Linked DNA regions of Homo sapiens: region 2 is linked to region 1. The links are chromatin contacts, found by POLR2A ChIA-PET in ENCODE. All regions are on one chromosome and are shown on one strand. Each heading gives the region's core, a stretch centred on a gene start or an enhancer-like site at or near the end of the contact. The rest is flanking DNA. Distances are from core to core; before and after follow the strand shown. Region 1 overlaps PRKN (parkin RBR E3 ubiquitin protein ligase). Region 2 overlaps PRKN (parkin RBR E3 ubiquitin protein ligase).

Region 1 (2,929 bases), core at 247-2,746:
CCGCAGGTAGCCCCACGTGACCTCTTTTCCCTCCACAGACACCTGGAATCCACAGGGTCTGCCTGCGTGCACAGCCGCAGAGACAGGGCGCTTGCATGCCGCCTGACCCTGCCCTTTGCTCCTCGGGGCCCCACTCAGAGCTTCCAGCACTTTCTTCCAACAGTGACAGGCTCCTCTTTGGCCACTGGCGGGAGGGATTCCAGCTCTAACTCCATTTTAGAGTTTGCTTCCTAGGACTATCCAGGCACCAAGTGCCACAGGTTATAGGTTCCCAGGAGAACAGGCTCTGAGACTTGCAGGCAGGGAGTGTCTTGGGGTGCTCTCAACAGCACCTTCAGGAAGAGAAGGAAGCAGGGTTGGGCAGAGGTGGAGTCCCACTGCAGTGCGGTTGCCACAGAAGACTGAGGGGAGCCAGAGGTAGGAGGCTAGAGGTGAGCCCTTCGCATCCACCCTCCACCACTGGGCGTGAGCTGCCCTATCGCCGTGATGTGACGGTGTGACCTCAGTCCCAAGGTGGTGGGACTGGGAGCAGAGCAGAGCACCCCCTAAAAGGGCCAAACCAGAGACACACCAGGCACCAGGAATCCGGCCAGGGAATACAGAGGAGGGGATGGGCTTGAGGTCGGATCTGCAGAACTTGGCAGTGGATTAGAAGACAGGATGAGAGGAGACGGGTTAATGTTGATGCATGAATGTCTAGCTTAGAACGATGGTGGTGCCATTGGCTGGAAGAGGAGACAGAAACAAAAGCAGGTTGTTCGGGGAGACACACATTCATTGTGGACATCTCAGCTAGGGGTTCAGTGGGGAAAGGAGTGGATGCCTAGACCACCTCAGAGGAGAATCCAGGCTGGAGCCAGCGATCAAGATGCAAGACTGACAATCTCCAACGAACTGCCCCTTATCCATGCTCCCCACACCCACACCCACCCCTTCAGAGTTACAGTCCAGGAGAGGCTAGGAGGTGCACCTCCCTCAGTGGAGGACACTGAAGCAGCAGTGGCTCCAGGGAGCTGAGATCTTTTTTGATCTATTTTGCCCCAGCATCTCACCGCAGAGCCGTCTCTCAGCCATTGACTGCCTTCACACACAAATGCAGTCCCAGTATTGGGAGATGGGTGTAATTTATTATTCCCGGAGATCTAGATCCCCGGTTATTTGGGAGTGTATTTTCTGAACTGCTTGTTGGTTTAAGTAAAGCAGGTTTGATGCCACTTCTCTTGAATCCATGACCCTGGACCCGCCGCCTAAGTGGATGTGCAGATGGGATGGAACGGCTGCGACAGATCTCCATTAAAGCCAGCGCGTCGTTCGGGCTCGGCCTTGCGCTGTGAAAAGCTGAGTCAGTGCCAGGACAGCACCCGCCCCTCTGCAGTGCGTTTCCAAGGCACTCAGCTTGTGTGCGAAGGTTTGCTCTGGGGCAGCAGAAATGGCCCTTGGCAGGTCGTCAAAGGCCCGGTTTCATTTCCTCCTCTTCCAGGCAAGTTGCTCAAAGGCTCACAGCCTTTTCGTCGCCTGCCACACAGAGCCAGTAAGATCTACCAAGCTATAAATAATGAAATGAGTGTGTGTTTCGCCGTTTGTAAGTTGCAAAGTATTACAAAATGGTGAAACTTGGGGGTTTGGGTTTTTAAGGCTGAATGCTAAAACTGTCAGGCACTGTGGAGAGAGGAAAGGAAAGATAAGATTGACTGGGATTGAAAGACAAGTGAAGGCATGCTTGCGTGGGTACACACACAGTGACACCACACGCCTGCCCCTGGAGGCCGATCCTGACCATGCAGACCTGGGGCTGGGGCTCTCCAAGCGCTCTCCTGCACTGCAGAAACCCTTCTTCTCTTCTGGACTGTCACTCCAGCACGGCAGAGCACCAAGGCTCTGCAACGCACTTCCCTGGGGTGCAGCTTCCGGCCAGGGGCGTCCTCCCTCTGCAGGAGCCTCAGCACCCCCGGGGGGTTCCCTCCACCCCCAGGAGTTCTGCCTTGAGGGGCATGGCCTGCGGGTCCCCTGAGCTCGCTCACCTGTGGGGGTCACGGCCTGCGGGTCCCCTGAGCTCACTCACCTGTAGGGGTCACAGCCTGCGGGTCCCCTGAGTCTTCCTCTGCACGGCCACAGTGCAGCCTCCACCAGATGCCTGCCTGGCCTGACACATGGGACCCTCCTCTGAAAATGATGCTGTCCTGAAGGCTTTTGGATTCCAGAGGGGTTTCAGGATCCCAGCAGAGTTGGTAAAAAAGGTCTGAATGTAAATTCTGAACCGACTTTGCAAGTCTATACCCTGTATACCCTGTGTACTAGACTCCATAAACAAGCAGCTAGAACAAGTTCGCAATGTGGAAAATATTTTTATAGAAACTTATTGTCACAGCTACACACCACACACACACACACACCACACATATGTCACACATGCCACACACATAAACATAACGCACACATCACACATACACACCACACATATATAACACACATCACACATACACACACACCACACATACATCACACATGCCACACACATACACACATACACACACCACACACATGCACCACACACCCATTACACACACCACACACACATCACACACCACACACATGCACCACACACCCATTACACACACCACACATACATCACACACACCACACACACCACACACCCATCACACACACCACCCATATGCACCACACACCCATCACACACACCACACATATGCACCACACACACATAAACATACACACCACATCCACATACACCACACATACACAACACACACGGCGCACACATATACATAACATGCACACCATGCGTTACACACACAACACACGCGCACCACATATACCACACACACATACATACACACCACACACACTGCACATACAGCATACGCATATACACAACACACATACACACAGAACACACACCACACACAGA
Region 2 (2,818 bases), core at 283-2,782, 38 kb before region 1:
GAGCTGCCAACAGTGTGTAGGTGGAAGAAAGTGAATTCCTCCTATGCCTAGCTCCCTTTCAAAAGGCATTTAATTTCCTGTGACTGATGAGAGAGTTTGTATTTGAAACGGAAGCCTCTTAATTTATAGCCCACAATAATAGAGTCTGGCAACTACAGACCCTCCCGGTGCTGTTCAGCGGCTGCCCTGCCTGCGGAGACCCTCCTCTGGTGGAGAAGCATAATGTGCCTTTCATGCCTTTTGCACTTTGGGGCTTCATCAGGAAAAGATGACCTTACTCAGTTAAAAAAAATCCTCTTCATCAGATGTGCAGTAGCTGTGAAACATCAAGAAGAACACATGCCATTGAAGGGTGACACCTGAATTACCTGCCATTTTCTATTTTTCAAAACAGTCTCAGCCAAAAGGCTAGAAGTGAATAAATAATTCTACCACGACTCCTCTAAATAAGATTTTAGCACTCTGTTATTTGCTTCGAACAGGAGATCAGAGAACATTTGAGAGTGGCACTTTGCATTTGGGACATGGCACGGAAGCCGTGGCTGGAGGCCAAGGACTGTCTCAGGCAGAAACCTTTGCCTGGGGCCTCGGGTGCATCTAAACAGAATCTGGGAATAAATACCAGGACCTGACACAGAGCGCCCGAGAACACAGAGACTGGCCGCTGCCTGTGACAAACAACGCTGAACACCCTCCAGCCTTCCGGAGAAGGGTGCACGGCTCTGACATCTGGGGAGAAAATGCTGGAAAGAGCCTCTTCTGCAAAATTGTGCATGGAGATTGAGAGCATAGTGTCGAGTTTCCACCTTGTTGAGAGTTTGTGCTCCAGAGAGCCATTTGCAGCAAAGAAAGAGAGAAGTCTGAATTAAAATGACACCAGTACCCTGCCCTCACTGACCCTCCCCACCTCGGCCCAGGACACAGTGCTGTCGAGGAGTTTCACGTCCCACCGCTCTGCCTGGCTGCTTCTCTCAGGCACCCCTTCCTTCCTGGAGTTATCATCTCTTTCTGCCACCTCTGCCTCGCTTCCCTTTCCACAGTCTCCTCTTCAGAAGGCAGGAAAGAGAAAGGAACAGCAGCTGGGTGAGGCTCACCCTGCCTGACTTCATGCTGTAAATGCTCCCTGTCCTCTCAGGAAGTTTCCCTTTTAATTAAAAATTGCATTTTTGAATGAGCTTCCTCAGAGCTAGGGAGCTGGAACATCTCATTTGTGTGGCATTATCCTTGTTCTCAGGAATGGCCATGTGGCTTCCTTCTCAGCTGGACTCCTGTGGGAAGCTGTGAACAGAAGGCGCCCTGAGACGTGCTCAGGTGTCCCTGGGACCCGGTGCAGCCCATGCCTCTGTGAGCTTCATCTCATGCCAACACCCCCAGTTCCCAGGCTTTCCTGGCCCACGCTGCCATCCCACCATGGCCAGCGTGCCCACATGAGCCCGCCAGGTTCCGGCCTTCTCCCCCAGTTCTCACTGCAGCATGCCCACTTGGCTTCCATTCCCAGCTGGCCAGATCCCTATGTCCTCTCTGATGTATTCGGTTACTCTGTGTTGATGCACTGGCGACCTGCTGCAGCTGTCATTCCCTTTGCTGCAGTATGTGTATATGAATTCTTCTTCTAATGGAAAGAGACTCAGGAAGTGAAGGGAAAGCGGAGGGAGGACAGGACCCTGGCAGTGGAACAAGGAACAGGAATGTCACGGGGAGTCTTACAGACCCTCCAGACCGTGCCCTGGAGGCCAGTGTCCGGGAGACAGTGGGTTTCCACAAATAAATGGGAAGGGGTCCCACGACCCTAAATGCACATTCCTCCGCCCCTCAGACTTCCACGTACTTGACCTCCTGGTGTTATTTAGGTGTTCAGAAAAGGTAATATAATTTCCAAAGGAGCTGAATTTGCTGCCAGAATAAAGCTCAATCCCTGCGAGATTCTAGTCCAGCAGTCAGGAAGGCAGGCAAGAGCAGACAGAGCCTGTCTCTGATTACTGTTCCTTCTCCAGCACAGGCCACAGGGACACGTGCATAGCTGCTGCTTAATAAGCTCTTGCTGACTGAATGAGTGAGGAAGGAATGAGTGAGTGAAGGAATGAGTGAGTGGAGGAATGAGTGAGGAAAGAATGAGTGAGTGGAGGAATGAGTGAGGAAGGAGTGAGTGAAGGAATGAGTGAGTGAAGGAATGAGTGAGGAAGGAATGAGTGAGTGAAGGAATGAGTGAGGAAGGAATGAGTGAGTGAAGGAATTATAGAATGGAGGAATGAGTGAGGAAGGAATGAGTTAGTAAAGGAATGAGTGAGCGGAGGAATGAGTGAGGAAGGAATGAGTGAGTGGAGGAATGAGTGAGCCGAGGAATGAGTGAGTGGAGGAATAAGTTAGAAAGGACTGAGTGAGCGGAGGAATGAATGAGCGGAGGAATGAGTGAGGAAGGAATGAGTGAGTGGAGGAACGAGTGAGGAAGGAATGAGTGAGTGGAGGAATGAGTGAGGAAGGAATGAGTGAGTGGAGGAATGCGTGAGAAAGGAGTGAGTGAGTGGAGGAATGAGTGAGGAAGGAATGAGTGAGTGGAGGAATGCGTGAGAAAGGAGTGAGTGAGTGGAGGAATGAGTGAGTGGAGGAATAAGTGACAAAGGAATGAGTGAGTGAAGGAATGAGTGAGTGGACGAATGAGTGAGCAGAGGAATGAGTGGAGGAATGAGTGAGTGAAGGAATAAGTGAGAGGAGGAATGAGTGAGTGGAGGAATGAGTGAGGAAGGAAGGAATGAGTGAGGAAGGAAAGAGTGAGTGGAGGAATGAGTGAGGAAGGAATGAGTGAGTGGAAGAATAGTGA

What was found. ChIA-PET counts read pairs that join two places held with the same protein, here RNA polymerase II (POLR2A).
Region 2: POLR2A ChIA-PET joins it to region 1 with 13 read pairs in activated CD4-positive, alpha-beta T cell. The contact joins two enhancer-like sites. POLR2A ChIA-PET finds 5 or more read pairs at or near these places in 3 of 52 experiments (WTC11, activated CD4-positive, alpha-beta T cell and activated T-cell).

The regions. Positions count from the first base shown.
Region 1 is chr6:161,374,203-161,377,131 of GRCh38, reverse strand. The region is part of intron 10 of PRKN (parkin RBR E3 ubiquitin protein ligase); the gene reads left to right. Among named protein-coding and RNA genes, the nearest start is that of AGPAT4, 100 kb to the right of the region's middle. RefSeq lists an enhancer at 1,415-1,955. Within about 2 kb of position 1,496, at least 11 of the 41 ENCODE cell types and tissues checked have a DNase peak (open chromatin) inside an H3K27ac peak, as active enhancers do.
Region 2 is chr6:161,412,150-161,414,967 of GRCh38, reverse strand. The region is part of intron 9 of PRKN (parkin RBR E3 ubiquitin protein ligase); the gene reads left to right. Among named protein-coding and RNA genes, the nearest start is that of AGPAT4, 140 kb to the right of the region's middle. Within about 2 kb of position 1,532, at least 3 of the 41 ENCODE cell types and tissues checked have a DNase peak (open chromatin) inside an H3K27ac peak, as active enhancers do.